2 separate regions of the Homo sapiens genome follow, and region 2 is linked to region 1. A link is a loop called in an ENCODE intact Hi-C map of the cell type or tissue named here. Cell type or tissue: CD4-positive, alpha-beta T cell. All regions are shown on one strand.

Region 1 (2,500 bases):
AGAATGCTGGACTATAAAATAAAAAACAAATCTGGATATACGTAAGGAGAGAGTTCAGTGGAAGAGATCCAAGAAAAGGGAAAGAAACTATTGCAACTGAGAGTGGGGATTGGGGGAGGCTACAGCAACCGGGAGAACTCTCCAACCATGAGATCTGCAGCGATCTCCTGGGTCAGGCAGAAAAGGGCTTTCCTTTTACAGAGATGAGTGAACAGGGCTAGAAAGACCCGGGTGTGGGGAAGTGGGGAGAAGACTGGAGGTGGCAGCGATGAGACTATACAGAGACTGTTTCCCTGGGGTCCGTCTATTTTCAGGCGGTGGATGAGGAGGGCTGCTCGCTGGCTGCGGCTGAGGCTCGGTCACCGTGTAGAGAGGCCCAGGGAGAGCTGCTTCACTCAAGTCCTGTCAAGTCAAGGCAGCCGGGATTTGTCCACATCGTGAGTACAGGCAGGTCAGCTAACTATTTGCGAGGCGAAGAACTGGAATTTAGAGGGTCTGGGCCTGACCTTGTCACAGCTAACGACGGGGGCATCCTTGAGTCCTGACAAAGTCACATGCGGAAGGGCGGTTGCGTGTAGTAAGTCCTTTTAGGAACACAAAGGGGCCGGGCGCGGTGGCTCACGCCTGTAATCCCAGCACATTGGGAGACCAAGGCGGGCGGATCACCTGAGGTCAGGAGTTCAAGACCAGCCTGGCCAACATGGTGAAACCCCGTCTCTACTAAAAATACAAAAATTAGCCGGGCGTGCTGGCAGGCGCCTGTAATCCCAGCTACTCCGGAGGCTGAGGCAGGAGAATCGCTCGAATCCGGGAGGCGGAGGTTGCGGTGAGCCAAGATCGCGCCATTGTATTCCAACCTGGGGGACAAGAGCGAGATTTAGTCTCAAAAAAAAAAAAAAAAAAAGGTGGGTGGGGGTTTCTTCAACTTCGTTGTCCACAGGGCTCAGGTCAAGTTCAACATTGTCAGAATGCAGGGATGTCTCTCCATGGTTTCTGAGGCTGAGGAGGTACCCAGGTAAGCACACTCTGGGTTCTCTGGTGAGCACACACCGAGCTGCCTGCATCTCCCCTACCCATGAAGGCAGCTAGCCGCCGGGCCAGTGGTGGGAAGGGGAGGCGGCCATTAGCGCCGTTCCCGCCGGGACTTGAAGCGCCCGGCCGCGGCAAGCCCCGCCCTCGGCGCGCCCCCGCGTCCGCGCGCGCTCCTCGGGTCTGCGCGGAGCCGGCGTCGGCGCGCGCTTGGGCGCCTGGCGAAGACCGAGAGAGGCTGGCGGGATCTCAGCGGCGCGGCCGCGGAACCTGAGGCGGTCTGGGGCGGCGGCGCTCCGGCTCTGAAGGGCTCCAGCCAAACGGAGCCCGCGGCCAAACGGTGCCTGCGGTGCCTGAGCTGAGTGAGGCCGAGGCCGGGAGGCCGTGCCCGGAGGTGAGCGTCCCGGGGCCGCGCCGCGTCCGGCGGGGTGAGGGCGGGGCGGGGCGGTCGCCTGCCGGCTGGGGCCGAGGGGTCGCGGCCTGTGGCTTGGCCGCCGCGGATCGTCGGTGTCGGGGGGAGTCTCGCTCCGGAGGGCCGCGTGTTTGCGACTCGGGAAGGGGCGCCGGCGGCGGAGCCCGAGCCAGGGTCCCGCCCAGCCCAGGTGAGCGGCGACCCCGAGCCCCTGACTCGCCTGCGGCTTGACTTGCGAGCTAGCTGAAGGCACAGCTCCTGGTTCTCTCGCAGGGCGTTCCGAAACTTACAGTTATGCGCAACACAATGTTTCTATTTTCAAAGGCGAACGCTGCACGATCGCAGTCCAGTGATACAAAGTATGCCTATTAGTGACTTCACCCGACTCCCACCACTCACTTTCTCTGATGTTTTGAAGGCCTGGTGTTCGCTGATTTCACGTTTCCTTAATTTCTTCTTTGTGCCTTTTTTTTTTCCTTTTCGCTGCCAGTAATAAAAGAGTTTATTACTTGTCAGCAATGATGAATGTTCGTGTGGCATCCAGCGTTGAGTTCCTATGTACGTAATTTGAGATAAGTAAAGATAGGAAACTGCTGATTTGTTTTGATGCGAATGCAGAAAATAATGTGGTAGTATGAAGTCTGGCCGGTTGCAGTTTGTTTTTAGGGGGGAAACTTTAAAAGTTCATGTTGTGTCTTCTTTCTAAATATGCTGAAAGTCGGATTTATTTAAAAGGCAATTAAATTCAGTGAATACAGAGTATCTTTTTATAACACTAATGTTAGTGCTAGGCACTGGCGGAGTCCAAAAATGTGTAAAAAATGTGTGCAGGAGGGAGTGGTTAAGCACACTAATGATATGAGGCTGACTGCAGTCCAGTGTTAATGGAAGCTCACACTTACTGAGCAGTTGTTTTCAGCTGGGCACTGTGGAGGGTACTTTACTTGCATTTTAATTTAATAATGTATAATAATTAGCATACACTTGATTTAATTTTTTTCATTCAAAAAAATTTTAGTACCTACTGTGTACTGAATGCTAAGGATACAATAGTGACAA
Region 2 (2,500 bases), 48 kb before region 1:
TTTTGAGGTGGAGTCTTGCTCAGCCACCCAGGCTGGAGTGCAGTGGTGCGATCTTGGCTCACTGCAACCACCATCTCCCGGGTTCAAGTGATTCTCTCATCTCAGCCTCCCGAGTAGCTGGGATTACAGGCACCCGCCATCATGCCCAGCTAATTTTTGTATTTTAGTAGAGACAGGGTTTCACCATGTTGGCCAGGCTGATCTTGAACTCCTGACCTCAGGTGATCCACCCGCCTTGGCCTCCCAAATTGCTAAGATTACAGGCGTAAGCCACCACGCCCAGCCTACACTGAGATTTTGTAAGGGTTAGCCTGCTTAAACGTATATGCCTAAAAGTTTCTGTATTATATGAATGTTCTCAAAAGTTGTTCACTTAAATTGAGTGGGTAGCTATTTTTTGAAAAGAAGGAAGGTGGGTTGGAGATTTTTTTCCCTGTATCGTTTCCTGAATTTTTATTTATTATTTATTATTTTTTGAGGGGACAGAGCCTCACTCTGTCGCCCACGGTGGAGTGCAGTGGCTCTATCTTGGCTCACTGCAACCTCCGCCTCCTGGATTCAAGCAATTCTCATGCCTCAGCCTCCCAAGCAGTACAGGCGTGCACCACCACACCTGGCTAATTTTTGTATTTTTAGTGTAGACAGGGTTTCACTATGTTGGCCAGGCTGGTCTCCAACTCCTGACCTCAGATGATACCCCCCCGCCCCGACCCCCACCTCAGACTCCCAAAGTGCTGGGATTACAGGCGTGAGCCGCTGCACCTAACCCTGTTTCCTGAATTTTTAAATGGAACCAGTTTCACTTTGCATTAGGTGATTATTACGTTAGAACTTTCTACAGCTTTAATTATCTGGGGCACACGCTATTGCAATATCAGACTTAAAAATCATACTTATTCTCCCTTTCCCATATAAACTCAAGGCATTTAATGATTTATGAGGGTTATAAACCTCAATTCAAAAAAGCCCAAGTTCTGACAGACGTCACTTAACCACTACCACTCCTCAATTCTAATATGCCTCAGCAGTCCACATAGGTGGTTATACTTCTGCCTCACCTCACTACTTCCTCATTACCTAACCACAAAAGGAAACTTTCAAGCATGCTACATTTCAGTACACAATAAATCTTTTTTTTCTTTTTCTTGAGACGGAGTCTCGCTCTGTGGCCCAGGCTGGAGTGCAGTGGCGCGATCTTGGCTCATTGCAAGCCCCGCCTCCCTGGTTCACGCCATTCTCCTGCCTCAGCCTCCTGAGTAGCTGGAACTACAGGCACCCGCCACCACGCCTGGCTAATTTTTTGTATTTTTTAGTAGAGACGGGGTTTCACCGTGTTAGCCAGGATGGTCTCTATCTCCTGACCTCGTGATCCGCCCGCCTCGGCCTCCCAAAGTGCTGGGATTACAGGCGTGAGCCACTGCGCCCGGTTTTTTCTTTTCTTTTTTTTTTTTTTTTAAGACAGAGTCTCACTCTGTCATCCAGGCTAGAGTGCAGTGGTACGATCTCAGCTAACTGCAACCTCTGTCTCCCAGGTTCAAGCAATTCTCGTGCCTCAGCCTCCCAACTAGCTGGGTACAGGCACGCGCCGCCTTGCTTAGCTAATTTTTGTATTTTTAGTAGAAATGGGATTTCACCATGTTGGCCAGACTGGTCTCCAACTCCTGGCCTCAAGTGATCCACCACCCTTGGCCTCCCAAAGTGCTGGAATTACAGGCGTGAGCCACCACACCCAGCCAAGTGTACAGTAAGTCTTATGAAAATTTCAATTTGTCTGTATCTTAGAGTATGCGTATTATTCTAGATATATATCAGGTTAAATAAATGACTAGTAGCTAAATAAATATCCGCTGACCAAAAAAGTCAATAAAATAGCATCTGTACTCACAGTATTTGTAAGCTACAACATCTATCTATATTAGTATGTATATTTGGGAATTTCTATATACAATATAAAAACTATATATTAAAAAATATTTTTGACCAAAAACATCCTATTTTACTAAAAGTATCAATCATTAAAATTCTGTTGATACACTTGGGCCTTTAAACCCAGGTTTCACCCCAAAAGAAAACTCATAATCTATCTCAAATCACTTAGGAAGATTCAGAAGTTCTAGGTCCACTTTTATCTCTATCTTCATCCAATTACCTAACTCTAAAATGGAAATTTATTTTGCCAATTAACAGTAATTTATTTAACGACCTTAGTGGTCTTTGCAAAGTTCTTTAGAATTCATTATTTTTCATAGCTAATACTAATTCTTATCTGTATTCAATTTTCCTCCATATGAATTATTATTTCTAACAAATTATTTTTTGTGAAAGGACTTCAATAAGTTTACCTTAGATGCTCATAAGAGTTTAGATTACCAAAATAAAGGAATCAAGATTCTCAGGTTCATGACATAAAAACAAATACAAGCCTTCAAGTAATTCTTAATTTTTTGTACTTATATTATCTCAAAATCTAAAATATTTTTAACTACAAGTTTTCCTTAAA

The links. Hi-C counts contacts between places; a loop is a spot of excess contacts. Peaks named below come from ENCODE experiments on the same cell type or tissue, not always from the same donor. Only the 100,000 strongest peaks of a DNase experiment are listed, where the experiment ranks them.
Region 2: a loop joins it to region 1, with 4 times the contacts of the local background. A loop is called at or near these places in 4 of 110 quality-filtered maps.

The regions. Positions count from the first base shown.
Region 1 is chr2:23,939,226-23,941,725 of GRCh38, forward strand. UBXN2A (UBX domain protein 2A) reads left to right here and starts at 1,238. Exons shown (of 7, transcript NM_181713.4): 1 at 1,238-1,423. RefSeq lists silencers at 1,048-1,243, 1,105-1,204, 1,265-1,744 and an enhancer at 1,875-1,984. In CD4-positive, alpha-beta T cell, no CTCF peak of the experiment used is centred here; DNase peaks (open chromatin) are centred at 476, 1,186 and 1,686; H3K4me3 peaks cover 2,197 bases.
Region 2 is chr2:23,891,035-23,893,534 of GRCh38, forward strand. All of the region lies in intron 2 of ATAD2B (ATPase family AAA domain containing 2B), which reads right to left. Among named protein-coding and RNA genes, the nearest start is that of ATAD2B, 35 kb to the right of the region's middle. RefSeq lists an enhancer at 1,006-1,135. In CD4-positive, alpha-beta T cell, no CTCF peak of the experiment used is centred here; a DNase peak (open chromatin) is centred at 1,067; H3K4me3 peaks cover 768 bases; H3K27ac peaks cover 557 bases.